Linked DNA regions of Homo sapiens: region 2 is linked to region 1. The links are chromatin loops, found by intact Hi-C in ENCODE. Cell type or tissue: B cell. All regions are shown on one strand. Links, peaks and the distances in the headings refer to the core of each region. The heading gives the core; the rest is flanking DNA.

Region 1 (10,176 bases), core at 3,156-8,155:
ATCTGATTCCTATACATGTTATTCAGACACAAAATGAAGCTCCTTATGAGGCACATGCATTACACCCAGGGTAGGCACTGCTTTACAGGAACAACACTGTTAAACACAGTCCAAGTTGTTAAACTGCATCAATTTAATATTGGTAGAAAAAAGTCACACAGTTACACATCTTCCCCTTATAAACTTGCCTAAATCTGTTCTTTCTTCATCAAAAATACCCAATTAAAACAAAAATAAAAAACTAGAATCATCAGATTTTTTACTGCTAATGAATTTGCTCTTAAGAAAATAAGCCACAAAAAATAACATTACCAAACTTCTACATAAGATGTCCAAGATCTCTGAAACTGCCCTACAACTAAGAATCTTAGGAAGAAGCTAGGGTAACTCTCAAATCACCTAAGTGTTTTATTCTTAATCAGGTTAGTTTGAAGAAACAGCTGCCTACAATCCTCGACTACAACACCTTTTGAATGGACCCTGCCAAAACTAAAACCATTATATTTAATTCAGTCCTTATTACCCAAAATGTTCCATGATTCCAGTCTACAGTAGAACGCTCCACCCAAGCATGGAGGCTATACTTTCCAACGTGATTGATACTAAGGACCCAGAATGTAACTAATGTACGATCATAAGGAGAATAAAGGCAGAGTATACAAAACATGTTCTGCCACTCCACCCCCACACAGTGTGGCCTTGTGTAGACAACAGGGCTTTCAGCTTTTCAAGATTTGGCTTGAAGGTATTTACCTTTCCTAAGGTTGGTTTTCATCAGATGGCCCGAGTGTTTTAAAGGCACTCCCTGCATTTTTGCACCTGTACTCCCAAGCCTTCCTCTTCCTAGCGGGCTCCCGTTCTGCTCCAGGCGGGCAATCTTGGCTGGTGGACCCTTCGGATCACTCACATTGTTAGACATTTCTGAATGTTCTTTCCCCTGAGTTGCCTCGTTCAAATGATCCATACTCAGTCACTGTCTAAAGATCACCTGCCAGAATTTAAAAAGAAGACACGTTATAGTTGGGCGGGGACCTACGTGTATATATGTGTCCTATGTAAATGTTTTAGCTCTAGATATCTCTCCACAAATATAATGTATTTGTAAAATGGCCTATCTAGATATGATACAGATGTTACTATATTTCTAGATGATAGCATTACATTCTTATTCAAATTAACAAAATGATCTGTGGAAACTGTACCAATACACATGAATAAAAAGATAACTGGCCTATAAAAAAACTAAGTGGGGAAAAATGGGCTTACTTTTAGAACAAGAATTATTACAAGTATAGCTAAAAAGAAAACAGCAAATTGCATTTACGTAGTCCCAATTTTTAACAATTAGAAACACATTACAAAATACAGCAGAAACACTTTAATAAAGGATGGAAAGATGATCATAGTTCAAAATATTAGAAATCTAATGTATATGTTTTATATGTATACATTTTATATGTGTATGTATATTAATTCTTATGAAAAAAACATAAACCATCTCAAAAGAAGGTAACAAACATCTAACTGCTTTTTAAACTCCCCATTGGCTTTTGTAAATTAATGCATAGAAAAAGTTTTCTACTATCAAAGTTCCAAGAGTTATGTGACAGACCTAGTCAAGTTTTGGGCCAAAGATGTGATTGGATCAGTTTACCCCTAAAGAAACAGGAAGAAGTGAAGGGTTTTCAAATATCCAACGTACTGATGCATTAAAACTCATGTGTTTTAGAGTCAGTATTTAGGTGTCCATTAGTAATAGAGGGCTGTTAACAATAAATATTTTTAAAAAATTGAATACACTTCGTGATATGCACATTAGGTTGAAGTGCCAAGCTCAATTAAAAAAAAAAAAAACACAAACAAAAAACCTTGATGATACTGGTAAAACAAAATATCCAGTATTCAGAAATAACCTCAGCATGCAATGGCATTAACATTGTAATTAACTTCAAAAAAATTAACAGATAATTATTTTCAGTTATATATTAGACATCAATTTTCCCATCATTTATAGTAAAGTGATTAGACAATATCAAAGTCATTTTTAAAGTATAGTTTTAATTAGAATTGATAAGAACAGGTAAGTAGAATTATTTTATGAACTTTGATGGTATTTGAAGTATTGAGCTTATGAAACTAAGGGGATCATATTTAGGAAAACCAGAGAGAATAATTACCATTTTTCCTAGCTGTCTAGTAATTTGATATAGCTTGTTTTTGTTGTAAATTCTTACACTGGAGCTATTTAAATCTGGATTTGTTGAAAGCCAGTTTGTATTAGCATGGCTTTTCTGTAAATATTTTTTCTTCTGTTTAACCATAGCCTACTTCTTACCATATAATCAAGAAAAGGGGGGCAGCAATGTTAATCTGGAAGTTTAAAAGCAACCTTAAGAATGCCAATTGAAGAACTATAAAGTTTGAGAAAAATTAATGGCTATTTATCTTTGTACTCCAGAGTGGCACACTGAGAACTAAAGGTTTACCGTTGATAGAGGTCCCATCTGTTTTTGGTTATGAGGTTCATTAACAATAAATGTGCCTTTTTAAACCACTTTTTAGCAAGATTACTCTTTTCCATTATATTAAACTGCAGTCTAAAGCCAAAATTAGAAAGAGATGATTATTAACTTATTCAAAACACTCTTTATAACGTTTCATGTGGATAACACAGAGCTTTTTCTGAAATTGGTTGCCTCATCCTAGAGCAGAAGATGAATTTTAAAACATATGATTTGAAAAGAAAAATCTTTAGCCCTTGGGGCAATTTAAGAGGAAAAAAAGGGAGGGGGTGTAGACAACAGCATCAAAGTTAATGCTATAAAACATATTAAGTAATCATGAGGCTTAACAACACTAGAAACTGTACAGCAAATGAAAGTGATACATTATAATTTAATGTATTGACAATCTAAAGTATCATATAGGTCATGAAAAACTGTCCTTTGAATACCCACCTATAAGCATCTATTAAACACTAAGTCGTGGTGTAAAAAGCTTTACATTACAAACCAAAATTAAATGCGCATAAAACACCCAATTTACTCATTTTAACTCTATGCCCGGGCTAAAGTTCACCAAACCTCAGTTTGGGATTGAAAAGAGCAACCTCCAACAGGCCTGCTTGGATGACAGCAGCAGGAACTAACTATGGTCTCAACAGATGCCAGGCTGAAGAGTTTCTTTTGAGTTACACGTTACAACCCATTTTAGTGCAATGTCTGGTTGCCACACAGAAAGCAAGCTACTTTCTGAAAATCCCATTTATCTGCCCATAAACTAAGACCATATATGATAATTACTGAATAAAACAGTGAACTCAGTAACAACAATTATTTCCTTTAAAAGGAAAGAAAATCTCGAAATTCTAGTTTTTTAGGAACCGATTTTTTGCAAAGCGAGATCCTTTTCAATGAGTTTCTAGCTGGATCGCCTCCTTCGCCCCCACACAACCCCATAATCACATTTTAAGATTGTGCCCTTATCCATTCCATATGGCCGGCACGATCCAGGCCAAGCTTTCACTGTGACCTTTTAAAGAGACAAAGAAGCAAAGTACTATCTAGAAACAGAAACACTGCAGTTTTACTGAGTGAAATTAGCAAAACCGACCTGAAACTCACCACTTCAAAACTTGACAGCACATAAATAACAAAAACAAAGGAGATTTCCTTTGCAGCCCGGGTTCTTGAAGAGAAGTTCAAGACTGATGTTTTCTATGTCCTTTTTTTTTTTAATTAAAAAAAAAAAAATAAAAAAGCAGCAGACCTGAAGGCGACTTCCCCTGAAATTGTATTATTTTCCTTTCCCCTACCCCCGCCCCCCTAAGCGGGGGAAGGGCAGAAATAAACGTCTAGAAGAGTAGCCATGAGAAAGGGGTTTAAAAAAAAAATCACAATTCGAAAACCAACATATAGGGGTTTGTAAAATGTCTAACCTCAGAGAACAGGGTTTGCGATGGGGAGGAGGGGAGAGTGGGAAGCAGGGAGGAGGAAGAAGATAAAATTGATCTGACAAGTGATTCGTTGGGGGGAAATCGTAAAAACAAAGCAAAACCCGTTATGAGCTGTACACTGTGATGGTGCTGGGGAAACGACGTGGTGACTGAGGATTCTCTTAAAAAAAAAAAAATCACTGCGGACAAGGTCTCCAAAAAGGAAAAAAGGTCTCTTCGCGTCTCTCCCTCCCTCCTGCTCACTCGGGTTCTTCGGTGTGAGGACAGAAAGTCTACTTCTGGCTGTCACTTGCAATATTATTCTTCAATAACCCCGAATAACGCGCATTGGGAAGGCCACCTCGCCTCCCTTCCAATCACCCCCACCCCCCTCGCCAACAATCGCGACTAATATTAACAAACCTTAAACTTTTCCCCACAGCCTCGCACCCCCAACGAGGGCATCTAGCGGGGGACAGCGAGGGTGGGGGGCAGGGGGTCGCGAGAAAAGCCCCGGAAAGGCACTAAAATGCCACTTTTGATTCTGCCCTCGCTGACAACAGCCGCAAGGACCCTCTCCCTGCCCATTGACGCGGGGCTGTGAGCGTCTGGGGTCCCAGCAAGTGAGGAGAGAAGAGGTTCGGGGGGAGGGGGAGGAGGAGGAAGATCAGAAGGCACCCCCAGCCACCTCCACCGCCTAGGCAGCGACAAACTCCCCGCCCCCTCCCCCCAAAAAGTCGCCAAGCTCTCACTCGTCCAGAGTCCGAGGTAAACAACGAGCACCACAATGGCACTAGGACTTTGGGGGAAAAGAAACCCAGAAACCCCGACAAAACTGATCAGGAGTTTCCCGAAATGAAAGAGGGGGGCGGGCAGCGTCCTCTAGAGTCGCCCTGGCTTTCGGCTGGGCCCCCGGGCAGGATAGAGGGCGGCCGCGGCTGTTGTTGTTGTGACGAGGCCGGGTGTTGCTGGGTGGCACAGGGAGAGGTGTGTGTGTGTTTGTGTGTGTGCGTGAGTGTGAGCGCGAGTCCCCGGACGGGGCTGCTTCTCTCGCTCTCTCCCTCGCTAGCTCTACCCCTCGCTGCCGTCTCTGCCCCCATTAAATTATTAGTTGACTCATCCCGGCCGCTGTCGCTGCCGCCGCCGTGCCCCGCTCGGCTCCGCGCGTCCGCCCGGGCTGCAGCCCTCTCCGCCGCTGCTCCTGCTGCTGCTGCCGCCGCCGCCGCCGCTGCCGCTGTGGGTGCCTCTTCTTCCTCCTCCTCATTTTAATACAAAATCACCCCGCTCGCAGCCCCAGCCCCGAGCACGCAGCCTCCTCCCGGCCGCCCGCCGCCGCCCGGAGCCTTCCCCAGCGGGGCCGGCTCATCCGCCGCGTCCGGGGAACGGGAGCGAGCGAGAAAGTGGCGGCGGCGGCGGCGGCGGCGGAGGAGGAGGAGGGGGGAGGAGAGGAGGAAGGGGGTGCGGAGCCGAGGAGGAAGGCGGCGTGGGGGGGCAGGGTGCACGGAGCGGGCGGAAAAGGGATGGGGATTAAAACCCGGGCTGGAGGGCCGGGATTGGGGGAGGGGGCGGGGGCGGCGAGTTAAAAAGCCGAAAGACAAGTAACTAGTGAATGAGTGAGGGAATGGGGGGAGCGCACGATTTCCGGCCCCGGGCGCGCAAGAATTTGTAATGAGCTTGATTAGAGTGAGGCGGCCCGACATTTATTACACACAATACCCAGAATAACAGGGCGCTGTGCGAGGGCTAGCGCCGGCCGCCGCCAGACGCGCCAGGGAGGGCGCAGAGGGGAGGAGGAGAGGGGGCTTCCCTGGCAGCGTCCGCCGGAGCGGGGAGGGGAGCGCGCGGCGCGCGGGCGGCAGGGGCAGGTGTGTGAGTGGGAGGGAGGAGGGGCAGGACGGGCAGGACGGGCACGGGGGGCGGGGGGAAGGAAAATGACGGGGAGGAGGGGGCGAGGGCCAGGGGAGAAAACTAACCAACCACCCACACGCCACAAAAGCCACAAAAAGGAGTACGCCTGGAGCGTCGCAGAGGGACAGGCGAGGTGGGGGGACAGGGAGACGCACCGGCCCCGTGGGAGAAGGGCGCGGGTACGCAGGTGACAGGCGCTGAGGAATGAGGTAGGGAGCCATCAGGAAGTGGCTGGAGGGGTACAGACGGAAGGCAGTTCTCTCCGGGGAAGCGCGGAGGGTGCAGAAACGTGTACAGCAATAAAGGCCAGGAGCCTCGAAACGCTCGGAATGTTTATCCTCTAAGGAGGGTGGTCCTTAAACTATGAGGAGCCAACATTAGAAAGAACTGAGTAAGAGCGTTCTGTACTAGTCAGACGTTGGTTCAAATCGCCCTCACTTCTGAGCCATAGAATACTTTGGAAGAAGAAATACGTGGCCGAGTTAAACAAAATTTGGGTCACTTGAAAGAGACCTGACTTGTTATTATAAAGGAAAAGATGCCATCATTCTTCAAATAATTTACGCTAGGCAAAAGAGGAAAGTTTGGGTTGGTAAATACATCTGTTGTAGCAATAAACACTTCTGCTGTAATCTAGGGTAGGTTACCCAGTTAGATAAATGGTCATTACCACATAAGTATGATCCTATTATTTAGACAATCTATTAAATATAGTTCATGTAAAAATAAAGAATATTACAATGTAACCCAAAATAGAAATGCCTCATTTATCGCTTAGGTTTTAGTTCTACCATTTTAGCACCCTGAAGGCAGTTAATCATTAACAAAAAACAAGAATTATTTTTCAGAATTTGCTGGTAGGGAAAAGAGAAAAATCAGTCAGATAAACATTTTGTTACACATAAAAAAGCAACAAGTTAGCACAAGTACTGAGATAAAAGGGAAATTTGCAAATTAAGCTCTGTAAAGCCACCAATACACTCTTAGGCACACTGTTTACATTACAAATCTAAAGAAAAGCCAAAAGGTAAAGCAGAAAAGTGTAGGAAATGATGGCCTCCTAGGGGAGAGTAAGTTTAGGAGAAACAAAATGAAAATATATCACTCTAATAGCACCCACGTTTCACCCACAAACCAGAAAGGTTAGCCAAATCTGGGAAGGCAACCGTGAATCTTGGCACACAAACCCAAGCCTTGAGCAAAAGAATGAACATGTGATAAACAGAAAACACAGCATCAAAAATAGGAAAAGAAATTTAAGGCAAATTTTTAGTAAAAAGCCCAAATGATAGTAAATTTTTAAAAGTTAAAATGTGGGGAAATCTGAAGGAAGATATGTTAGCTAAAGTATAAGAAATAGAAATATGGTAGGTTAAATTTGAAATTTCCAATATGGATACTTTAATAGTTGCTTCAAACTAGTAATGCCTGACATGTTTCCCTGAAACCTGCCTTGTTTTCAGTAGGGACTGTGCACTCTAGTGCCTTGTTGTACAAATTTACAAACAATAGCAACATTTAAAAATAAAGAAAAATTATAGTGGTCCACACACACACAAATGTAATTTAGCCAGGCAATGTCACCTCAAGCTGAATGTTTTTTATAAAAGAAAAGAAAGCTGTTGGGCAAAATAAAATTTAAACTAAGAGAAAACACCACTAAACAAAGATCACGGGAAATATCAATATTAAGATAGACTGAAATAAAATATTGTAAACATGCTTATTACATCATTTTACAGAAATAAATAAGACAAAATGCCATCTGAATGTTTTACCCTCCTAATGACCTGGTGAATGCTAATATAATATGGGAATTAATACAGCAATCCTTAAATTTGAATAGCACCTTTTATCTGAGTCACAAATCTATTCAAAAACACAAAACATGAAAGTATGTAATAAGGACTGACATGGCCTTGGAAAATGATAAACAGAATAAATGAGCATAAAGGCATCTAAGAATGACTATATTATAATGAATAACAATATAGCACAATAAACTTTCCCTCAAGCACATTTTTTATTCCAGAACTATAAGAAATGACATAAGTAAAATGGCACATAGAGGTTAATGTACTAGTGGTATACATCACTGATGAAATTAATTACTATATATTAACTACCCTTTAGAATATTTCATTATAAGCCACTGAGTATTGGCCAGTGTAAAGCCAGATAAAAATAAATAACAAAAAAAGAAAGAAATTTGTCTTAGTCTGTTTTCTGTTCCTTATAACAGAATACCTGAAATTGGGTAATTTATAAAGAAAAGGAATTTATTTCTTACACTGTGGAGGCTGAGAAATTCCAGGTGGAGGGGCCTCATCTGGTGAGGGCCTTCTTCCTAGTGGGAGTTCTCTGCAGAGTCCTGTGGTGGCACTGGATATTACATGGCAAGGGGCTTGAGTATGCTAGCTCAGGGCTCTCTTCCTTTTCTTACAAAGCCAACAGTCCCACTCCCATGATAACCCATTAATCCATTAACCCATTAATCCACGAATGGATTAATCCATTCACAAGAGCAAAGCCCACATGATCCAAACACCTCTTAAAGGCCCCACCTCTCAGTATTGCCACATTGGGGATTAAATTTCAACATGAGTTTTGGAGAGGACAAGTATTCAAATAATAGCAATAATTAAGAAAATACCACCTTCCTAGGCATATGTGAACATAAACTATCACGGCAGGAGGAAAAAACTTCAATACAGGGATCTTATATTAAGCAATAATGATGCATGCAAGTATTGAAGAAAGTTAAACTTTATAAGTCTGGCCATCAAAATAGAAAACCTCAGGAACATAAAATATTGCAATTCAAATACATGAACTATTTAACATGTGGATGCACATTTAAAACAGAGTGCATCAATTTTCTATCACATGAGAAGGCATTATCCTGGCTACACACAAAATTTTTAAAAACTTAATGAAAGGACTACTGCATGTTTCAGATGGCAATGTATTAAGATAAATATGCAGGCAGATATCCGAACGCATTAAAACACATTCAGAGTTCTGAATAGCACATACATTTGTAATAAACAGAGAAAGCATTTAGAATTCGAGTGCTTTTAAGATATAGCAACTCCGCCAGTGACTGTGTTAGCAAAGCAATGCTTACCACCATAACACTTTCTAAGGACATGTTTTTTTTTCTTTTTTCATCTTTTTAAATTCAAATACAGTTGGCTATCTCTACACTCTTAAAGCAGCACAATTTATGTAGCATATTGCTCTTTTTGTCGTGTCAACTCTTTGTTTTTTGGCTTTAGCTGCAGGTGGTGTTTTCCATATATGAATTTCTGGGAATATGGTTCTCTGTTGGCCATATAAGGATGTGTGTCTGAGCCATATGTTTTGCTGTCATGTGTCTCATTTTGTCTGTCTGGGATGTCAGGACCGATTTCTGCATCGTTTCCTGAATGGACCAAATACCAATTTGAAAGAGCAGGGAGGAAGAAGCTGGGGCTGCAGCCCAAACAACTTTGTCAAAATATATATTGGAGAAGAAATGCAATATCCTGTAAACATTGCACGCTTCTTCTCACATATTATCTGTGACCGACATCATTACAACTGCATACAGTTTGGGAAACAATCTACTTGTTCAAGTTCAGAAGTTTGCAGTATTTGTATGCACAGAGCTTAATCAGATTAAGATCCTACGTCTTAAACAGATCCCACTTCTTTGGAGGTCATGGCATGGCACATGCTAGCTGCCCTACTCTGAGAGCTGTGCCTCCTGCAGCCAACCTGACCCAGCCTTGAACTTGGGGAAAGGAAGCTGCCTCATGCTTTTCTTGTCTAGTTAATAATTAGAACTCTGATTAAACTCTCTGACTAATTATGCAAGAAGTTCTGGCCCCCATTATATACCCTCACAGAATCTTGTATTTCTCCTTTGAAACAGTCATCACAGTCTTAATTAATTAACAATTTGGGTAATTACTGGCTTAATACATGTCTCCCTTACTAGACTGTAAGCCCTATGAGAGCAGAGACTGGGTGTCTTGCTCACTGCCATATTACTAGGAATTTATACAGTGTCCTTGTAATATTTATATTATAAATGAATAAATGGGAACAAAAGCTCACAGTGTCACTTGCAACCAATTTCCACTACAAATTGCATTGACAGTTTTTTAAAGTGATTGTAGGAAGAGGGAACATTGAAGAAGGTGGCTATATCATTTAAATTTGAATTAATTTAAATGAAATTTATGATTTAATTCCTCATTCACATTTCAGGTGCTCAATAGCCCCATGTGACTAATACTCTAATAGCGGACAGTGTAGATTACAGAACACTTCCTCACTGCAGAAAGTTC
Region 2 (10,176 bases), core at 3,068-8,067, 200 kb before region 1:
TACACTGTCCAGTGGACATAGAATGTGAGTCACAAATGCAAGCCACATATGCAACTTTATATTTTCTATCAGCCATATTAAGAAGAGTAAAAAGAAACAGATGAAATTAATTTTAACAATATGTTATGTAACCTAATATATCCAAAATATTATCAATCTATAGGCAATATAATTTTTTAAACATTTTTTCATACTACTTAAAGTTCACTGTGTGTTTTACACTTGCAGAAAATCTCAAAACTAGCCACATTCCATTCAATTCTATCTTTCTTATTGCTCTCCATGCATCCTTAACATGAATCTCCCTTAACTTGAACCAGCTTGAGTTGGGCTCTGCTTCTTAAAACCAAACAAAGCTAACATAGTAGCAAGTGAAGGGCTTGATCACCGTGTCTTATTTACTTATTTTCTATCCTTCAGGCATTATTCAGTATGGCACCAGACAATTTTTATTCAGTTATTGCCATTGGGAAAGTTTGGAATTATTTGTGCTTTATGGGATGATAGGGTTTAAAGTTAATTTTCCTATGATGTACCCCTTTCTATTTGACATTACATTTTGTTTGCAAAAAATACTGGTACAGTGCAGTTTTTTAAAATCAGGCAATTCAGAGAGTTCCTCTTAACAATGCCCTCTGAGACTATTATGAAAGTTGTTAACATTAAACTGCCTTAGCGAGGTGCTGTCTTTGGTACCGTATAATTTCATTAATTTAAATCCAAGTAAAGATCAAATTTTCCAATTCATCTAAGCTATTTATTGGCCTTGGCTTTCTTGGTGATTAACTTTGATGACAATAGCATTTCACACAATGTACAAACAATAAAATTCTGCTTCTTACAGGACAGTGGGATGATCTTTTGGTAAACATTTTACTTGGGAACAGTTAGGAGAAATTATGAATCTACAAGTTAATGATCCAAGCCTCAGTTTACCTATTAATTAACTGAAAGAATTTCTTGCCTGTAATGTGTGCTGGAAAGAAAAGATCTTTATGTTTATGAGTGGCATATATATACAGTGTGACACAAGTATTACGATTGTTTAAAAAACTATTCTAATGACACTGGTAGTATTTTAAGAGTAATAGTAATACAATTGTTGGCCAGAAGCGGTGGCTCACACCTGTAATCCCAGCACTTTGGGAGGCCGAGGCGGGTGGATCACGAGGTCAGGAGATTGAGACCATCCTGGCTAACACAGTGAAACTCCGTCTCTGCTAAAAATACAAAAAATTAGCTGGGCGTGGTGGTGGGCACCTGTAGTCCCAGCTACTCGGGAGGCTGAGGCAGGAGAACGGCGTGAACCTGGGAGGCGGAGCTTGCAGTGAGCCGAGATCACGCCACTGCACTCTGGCGTGGGTGACAGAGCGAGATTCCGTCTCAAAAAAAAAAAAAAAAAATACAATTGCTAGGCAAAAATGAATATTTATTTGTAATTTTTAGAATTTATTCTAATTGTAATTATTTCTTCATCTCTGACCTTGTATGTCCAACAGGGTCAGGACTAGGATCTGAAGTACAAAATTTAAGGAGTGTCCAAAATCTCAGTAATCAAGATAAATATTTTAATGCAATAGTTTTAAAAATAAAAATTAATGCGAAAAATTAATAATGGAAAAAAGTTGGAATTTTAAATAAAGACAGGGTCAGAGATTGCAATGGACAGAGAGCACTGCCCCTGGATCATTAATAAGATTTAGATTATCAAGCCACATCACTGCAGTTTGCATGTGATTTCATAAGTATCCACCATACATAGAATTCAATTGATTTCAAGCTTTTAAGTAATCACTGGATTCTAATATCTTTTATATATCATTGTTTTCTCAATATTCACACTTTGGGGTTCTCCCCAAATATTATATTAGGAAATTCAAATGTGTTTCACTTTTCAGATCAAAATTAAAGAAGTATTCAGTTGATGCTGCATGATTCTGAATAACTGTGAAACCTACTTTTAGGCAGAATATAAATAACATGCTTGAGAATAGAAATCTATGAATAGTTCTTTGAGTGAAAGAACGGTGTAGCCAATTTCACTCCATTGAGGTAACACTAAACAAGATGAGCTTGTTTTACTTCATACAAAGGAATGACCAAATTAGGCATGAGAAAATGTGACAAGATTTCCAATCGTGTTTTTCTTTTCTTTCTTTCTTTCTTTTTTTTTTTTTTTTTCCCCAGCTTAGATTTGTACTCTTCGGTACTGCTAGAAATAGAATTCTCAAAAGAGCCATGCTCTCTTTCACAAGCCTTGGAAAAATCAGTTTGGTCTACACTTGACTTTATTAGTGGTCTCCTGATTCCTTGGGACTTTGTCATTGTTTTAGATCATTGTTCAGGCCAAATGGGAAGAAGGAAGTGGTAAGGATAGTAGTATGAATGACTAAAGTCTAGGCCAGCACATCTCAAATTTTCTAATTTCTGGAGATCTTATTAAAATAGAGATTCTGGGATGGGGCCTGAAATTCTACATTTCTAACAAAACCCCAGACAATGCCCAAGTTGCTGTTTCATGGATCACGTTTTGGATAGTGCTACTTGTGAGTTTTTGTTCTTGTTGCTTTTGAGATTAAATGTTTAAAGAATTATCCTTTTTGGGAAAATAAATTATCTTCTATATAATATAAGGTCCTTGAGGTAGAAATTTTGTCTCATCTGTTCTTATATCCCTAGTTCATTGAACACTGCAGGGCATTTGAAGGCACTTAACTGTTATTGATTGTTGTTGAATAAATTAATAAATGAAATTTGGGGCCAATTTTAGAACAGGGGTTCTTAAGTTTTTTTAGTGCCATGGATCCTACCCTCTTTGGCAATCTGGTGAAGTCTGTGGACCCTTTCTCAGGAAAATATTTTTAAGTGAAAAAAATAGAATGTATAGGTATTACAAAGGAAACCAATTATATGGAATCATAGTTATCAAAATATATAAAAGTCAAATGTGTGATGTAATAATGTATGTGCTTTTAAAAAATAAAATCTTGCAGTGCATCTAATAATTACTATAATTTCGAAGAAATGAAGAGTATAAAGACTGTTTTCATATATCTACAGCAACTGTAATTTCATAGAAAAAAAAAACTGTGATTTCTATTAGTGACAGACAGGTACTGCTAATAGTACCATAGGTTGTTGACTCTATTCATAATGGAAGGATATGCTAAATTTCAGTTGGAAATGAGTGAAAATAATGTTGTAATTGTTTTTACATTCAAGTTCACAGACATCCTGGGTCTGTGAACCCCAGAGTAAGAACCTGATTTTAGACAGTCCACGAGTTTTGTTTACCAAGCTTTTCCAATGTTGGTTGAAAATCATTTCACAAAAAGAAAAACAATAGAGTAATACTTATGATTATTTTTATTTTAGCTAATGAAGTATCTAATACTTGTCATATTATTCCATTTTCTTTAACACAGTACTTCAACTTGCAAAAATCTGAAACAGCTTTTTCCAGTGATTATTTCCCTTTCTTCCATTCATATCTATGACAAATATATAATGTATACCTTTATTAACTGGATAAACAACCCACAAATGCGACTTTGTAAAGTGCATTCCCATGAGACAGATCCATAAACCTGGTAAGCACACCAAGACCCCATCAGAGATATTTGAACTAAATCTTAATTTGTTATTTACAAACACTTCACATGGCCCTCTAAATGAATTCTGTGCTGCCTCATTGACAAGAAATATAACAGACTACACATTCGAGAGACAGAGAGGGCTGTGGGATTATTTGACTGAACAATTTCACAGGTGTTAACAATAGAGGTGGGCCGAAGAGTTTCAACCAAGAGAATGTAACTCAGACTGAAGTTATCCAAACACCTGTTGGTAAGTTGTATTCTTTCCTTTAGATTGTTTCCTTTATAGTAATTTTGTAGAGCTACTTTATTGGTCTTTTCCTTCAGAAGTCAGAAAGTTGAGGGGAGGGGAGAAAAGAAGGAAAGAGTAGGAGAACCAACAAAGATTCAAATTTGTCACCATGCCAAAGACAGCCTAACCCCTAGAGCAGAGGTCTCAAACCTGGAGCCTTGGGGCAGACACAGGAGCAAATGAGTTTTGTTTGGCTCATACACCAGTAATTAAGAATTGGATTTGAATGCTCTTATGCATTGGTGTGCAAGTAAATGTTTAATAACCAACTCTCTGGGAGTGGAGTGGAAGCCCTGATTTGCAATGTTTGACAATTCCTGTGGCGTAAATGGTCAATTTTGACTTACCAAGATGAGGACACCGAAAAGAGCTTTGGGAAGAGATGTGTATAATCGGCCCTCTGAAGTCCACTCCATCACAGCACTGTATTTCAGGGGGGCCTGCATTCTCTTGGGTTCCCACCTCTTCATGCTGTCTTCCACCCTGCCCACTTTCCTCTCTTAAATCACCTCTTTGGTCCCAGTGGGCTGTGAAATTCGTGACTTCTGCCTGGAGCTTTTCTGGGTGCCTGACGTTGGTCACAAAGCTAGGCTGAGGAATGTGCTGGCTATTTTGAGGTGTGATCAGAGACTTGCATTCATTGTGAAGAAAGCAGAGGGATTTGGCAGAGGAAAGCAAAGACTAAGCCTGGGATACAGCAGCTATAGGAAACGTGGCTTGGGTGTCACTTGATTGGCTGCTACTTGTTTTTGTGTTCCCATCTGTCAAAAACAGCTGGAAGTCACAACTAAATTAAAGGTGGAAAATGCTTTGAAAAAGTAATGGGGCCACACACAAAAAATATTACTACTATTTCTTCCCCTCAGCTTCCCCACTCCGCTAAATGAGACATTCTGCAAGGACTGGATACTATTTCTGTCTTTTCACACTTCTCTTGCTAATGTTCAGTGGGCTTCAGAGATCTGATATAAATGTACAGGCGATGTGGAAACTGATTGAGAGGCAGATTTATATTAAAAATTGTATACATATATTTACCACCAGTTTTAATGATGCACTTTTGGTGAAGATGAGTTGCTTAAAACGAAATAGACTTAAGAACATATTACTTAAAAATCATATCATGTGTCTTTTTGCTTCACATTTAAACCAGAAAACAAAATCTATATTCACTGTTAGTATAACGCTTAGAAAAGAAAAGATTTTGTCCATGGCTCCCAAATCAGTAGATTATGGTTGTAAGCCCCAATGAGTTCTAAACCATTTGCCAAAGAGCAAGCACCCACCAACTTCCCTCCCCCTGCCAAACATACACTTCCCTCCTGTCTGATTTATAGAGACCCTTTGTTAGGGATGTAGTAATGAAGCCAGCTGCTGTGTCTTTCTGCAGCCCACTGCACCCCTCCCTCGCCTCATCCCCCAGAACAGTTACTGTCAACACCCTGGGGACACTAGCAGAGAGCTCCCAACAGGAAGTCTGGGGATGCTTTTTGATTCTGTGACCATCTTTCACTTCCTCCTTGAGTCCTCATTCTCACTTTGGTAGCCGAGGTCTGCCCTGCCTGCTACCAGAGTGACAAGAGAGGAGTAAAGAAACCAATAGCAAGATTTGGGTACTTAGAGCACTTTAATGGTACTTCAGGAAAATAAGAGATAAAGCAGAAACCAGGTTTAATAATCATAATAAGAATTCTAGAAGCTGTCTCCCACCACTTTGTGATAAACCCATTATCTCACTTAATTCCTCCCTCAGATGGTCTGAAGTCAGCCTGAAGGTGGAACCAAGACAGACTATTGTGAACACTTAGGCAACAAAAGCGTCAATGTGAAGAGAAGTTCTAGTATACTGTTTTCAGGCTTGGTACTAACCTTCATACTTGGGATGCCCAGCCTGGCTGACTTCTACTCATCTTCTAAGACTCATCACAGACATCGTATCTTTCAGGAAACTTCCGCGTTAGCCTGTCTCTCTACTGACACCCCCTCAGGTGCACTCCCCTGTTCCTAGATATTTCTCTCACTGCAGTTACCACAATCTATTGCCCGTCTAGACAGTTGGACGATTTATTCTTTGAGAGTAGAGAATGCAACTTGTTCATCTCTGTAGTCTCCGATCCTATTTTTTTTTGCCTTATGTATAGTAAGTGCTCCAAAAAAGTTTGATGAATGAATGAATGAATTCTGAAAGGATACTATAAGAAATGAAAAGAAACTGAATGAAGTTTATAGAAGAAAGAGGTTTTGAGTAGAATTTTAAGGACTGCAGTGTTTGGAGTAAGAAAATATGTTGCCATGTGGAAATGAGGAAGTAAAAGGGTTACATGTAGAAAGTTGTATTTCATTTTGTTTAGCCAAGTTCTGACATTCAGAAAATCGAGAAATAAGGGGAACCAAATAACAGAGAAAGCAATTGGTGGACAGGTAGTTTGAAGCCACTGTGCAAAGGAATTTATTAATGACAGGAGCTACTAACACCACATCGAGTCTGGATGTGCCATGCATCTTGAAAGCTCAAATGTGTGCTAGATTGTCTTGCAAGCTCACAGATTCCAGGAGAGTTATGGACACACTAGAAGGGAATGAAGAAAACCTTTGGCTCTAGGTTTCATTTGAGGCTGCCTTATTCAGCTATACTTCCGATAGCAAAAATGAACCTGCTCTGGAAGTCTACGTTTCTCCTTTATCCCTTGGAAAATAAAATTCAGTTTCACATAAGTCTCTTTACATTTTCATTAAGTTATCAATAGCATCAGAAAATGTTCCTGTTTTCACTTTTTGTTAATTTTTATCTTTTTTGAAAATTATCTATAGCTTCATCATCAGCTGGTGGGCAGAACAGTATGATACCTCAAAAAAATCCCTTATGTCCTGCAGTCATCTTTGTTCTTTCATGAAACACTTTTGAGAGAGGTAACTCCATTTTCTCCTATGTAGACACACACACCCTTCTATGTCATTAGTGATGCATCTTTAGTATCCTCTGTAACAGCCTGCAATGTTGTTTTTTAAATCTTCACTTTTCACAGATGTTGCCACCACATTGATAAAGAAGACCCCAAAAACCATCTCTGGCACCAGAAGTAGCTAGCCAAAAACCTGCATTGCTTCTTCAACACTCCTCCAAACCCTACTCTATTCATTAAAAATGTTTGCCCCTTTCTATCTAATGTATTATCTTAAGGAATTTGCTATTTTTCTCCCAAGGGGAGAAAAAAAAAACTCACTCTTCAAGATGTCACTTTGTTTACTCCATTTAATTATTTAAGAGATTCTTTAAGCCCTTACCACTCAACCTTTACAGTTCCACACAAAAACAAAGCTAATTCAGATGGCTGAGGACCTTTATGCAAATTGAGGTTTTTCAGAGCTGAAAAGGGCACATGCCAGCTTCAGGGCAGGAACAGGCTGGATAGCTCATGTGGAGGGGGATTTTGGTCACAAACATGGAGCCATTTGATGAACATGTAAACTAATATTAGTAATACAGCATTAATTTATTGCTTCTGCAGATTATTTCTAATACAGACTTGCTGACTTGTACATGTATGATACATAAACACATCCATAAAAGTTTAATGCTGTCAGAGTAGTACATTCACCCACAACACTGCCTGATGACACATTTTCACTTTTCTTAACACTGCTTCCTGAAGGAGTCAACATGATGTCAAGGTGACAGAATTAAGAATGACACCAGAGGAATGGTCAGAAAATTAACTTTTCAAAACTTTCGTGTTAGATGTTTGGATAGACATTCAGTAACATGTGGTGATCACGAATGTGTCTTTAGTTTATTTTGAAAACGAATCCTGAATTACCAATTGAGCAGCAGAACCTGTTTGTACTCCAAAAACAAATTACATTGAATTTAAAAAGCCATTATGAAGAGTGCCTTATGATAAAGAATAGATTTTCTGGCTAAAAGCATTTTCCATCATTTGACAAAGTATAGTCAATCTTAAAGAAAAGCTTCAACTTACGCATTCGTTTCAAAATTAATACTTATGAAGACAGGAAGTTGAATAGATGAAGAGTGATGACTTTTTGCAGGATCTGAGCCCTAAAGTTTTGGGCCTACACTATTCCTTCCTATCTCCTTGTCAGAGAAGTTGAGGCAAGATCTCTCTTTTATCTGGCTCTCAGATTTCTGAGTATAATAAGCTCACAATTCCTTATAGGAAAGATAGAACACATCAGAAAAGCATTCCAAATCATTCCAAATCAAATGAAAGTCACCATTTGATGACTGTAAACTAGCCCCACTCATGGTTTGTTTGGATTTTCTTTTTTTTTTTAAAGGCATTAGAATACATTCAGCTTTTTCTGCATCTGTGTGTCAGTTGCAGAAATGGAAGTTGGAACTAGCCAACTCCATCAGTCATCTACCCCCAGTCTCTGAAATTTCTGTTCCTCTCTAGATAGTGGACGTTCAGTCATTTTGCAGCACTCATCTCGGCTCTAATAACAACTCTATTATGGCCCTGTGGCCTTTTTCGTAACATTTATTTTCAGGTTTGCCATGTGTTGGGCATCCATAACAGCCGGGCTGACTGTCACTTTGTGGCTCCAAAGGCATCGGCAGTGAGAGAGATCTGGACTCTTGCAAAGTATGATGGAATTGGCTGGATTTCATGTGACAAGCTCAGATGATGGCCCTTTGTCCAGAGCAGGCATGACAGAAATGGAAATGCTTGATACAGGTCCTGTTTCCTAAGAACATGTAAAGGACAACTTATGGTGATTTGGGGGATTAAATCGCAACTTTTTCTTGAACTTAAATCTCTATCAATTAGGTAGGCAGCTTGCTTTACTGGGAATTTTCATGGGACCAATACTTGTAAAGGAATGTATTGCTTAAGTGAAGCAGGATCTAGCTTATGACTGAAACTTACATTTGGGTAACACTTTAGCAGCATATCTTCTTTTGAATCAATTATAATCACATTCCACTGGAATCTAGGTCTAATACTACTTTATAGAAATTTTAGAATCACCTGCTTAGGGATATGTATATATATTAACTGGATCTATCAGGGATTAACAAATTAATAGATATTGCCTCTTCTCTTTTTACCTAATGACTATTTGTTTAATAACTGCACTTTTATTATATTAGATCGGGATTTTATCACATTACAAGGATATGTGAAAACCCCTAAAAAATTTGCTTTGGGAAAAAAGTAATGATAATTTATCCATTTTCCTAAACTACCTGTTTCAGTATTTAGATAGCTAATAAAGAGAGCAACCACCTTTAAGTAAACATTCTATCAGATTGAGACTATTGAGAGCAATCTATAAACAATACACCCACTTGCTTATCACTGGTGCATAACTGATGTCCAAGATGCAAAATGGATTACCATGATTTAAACTCTCAAAAATATTTTGAGTTGGGCAATTTTTCAGGACAGACAGCTGTCTACATGACACCTCCACTTAACTATCCAACAGATCTTTCAAATGGGTCATGTTCGCAACAGAATTCTTGAGTTCTCTATTACTCCAAAACTTACTAAATCTTAGGCTTCCCATCTCTTTGATGGCATCATTTATGTCGAGATGCCTGGGCTATAACTAGGGTATCATTCTTGATTCTCTTTTTTTTTTTAACCATATTCCCTATTAAAGAGATAGGAAAGCATAAGGTGATATCAGTTCTACCTTCAAAATATATCCCAAATCTGAACACTTCTCAATACCTCCATTCCTTTCACCCTCATCCAAGCCATCATGATCTTACAGCTGGCTTGCAAGGTCTCTTAACTGATCTCTCTGATCTTCCATTTCTCATTGTTAGTCAGTTCTCTACACAGCAGCTGGAGTGGCAATTATTTCATAATGTGTATCAGATTGTATTGCTTCCCTGATCAAAACTCTCCAGTGCTTTCTTATCACATTCATATCTACTACACCCTACAAGATTTTCCCCTGCCCATTTCCCTAAACTCATCGTCTGTCACTCCTCTCCCCATTTACTCTGCTCTACCCAGTCTCACTTCTTGTTCTTCAGACACACTGAGGTTAGTTCCACCTCAGTGCTGTTGCACTTACTATTCCTTTAGGCTGGAATATCTTCTGTTTCTTTGCCTAGCTCATTCCATCACTTGATTCAGGCTTCTGTTGAAATGTCATTTCCCCATGGAGCCTTCCCTCAACAATCTTTCCAAGCTGTCTCCCCCTGATTTCCACATGGTCTCCCCATTTCACCTGCTTCATTTTTCTCATAGTACTTATAATAGTCAGGGTGTTCCGGAGACAGGAAACCAGTAGAATAAATCTACGTAT

Evidence for each region. Peaks named below come from ENCODE experiments on the same cell type or tissue, not always from the same donor. Only the 100,000 strongest peaks of a DNase experiment are listed, where the experiment ranks them.
Region 2: it touches region 1 in a loop (2.5-fold over the local background); 2 of 110 quality-filtered maps call a loop at or near these places.

What each region holds. Positions count from the first base shown.
Region 1 is chr3:18,420,004-18,430,179 of GRCh38, forward strand. SATB1 (SATB homeobox 1) reads right to left here and starts at 5,336. Exons shown (of 11, transcript NM_002971.6): 1 at 3,624-5,336; 2 at 754-988. The coding sequence starts at 964. In B cell, for the core only: no CTCF peak of the experiment used is centred there; DNase peaks (open chromatin) are centred at 3,528, 4,048, 5,168 and 5,718; H3K4me3 peaks cover 3,295 bases; H3K27ac peaks cover 4,442 bases.
Region 2 is chr3:18,218,406-18,228,581 of GRCh38, forward strand. The region is part of intron 4 of BALR6 (B-cell acute lymphoblastic leukemia associated long RNA 6); the gene reads left to right. Among named protein-coding and RNA genes, the nearest start is that of SATB1, 200 kb to the right of the region's middle. In B cell, for the core only: no CTCF peak of the experiment used is centred there; DNase peaks (open chromatin) are centred at 5,376 and 6,266; H3K4me3 peaks cover 1,482 bases; H3K27ac peaks cover 691 bases.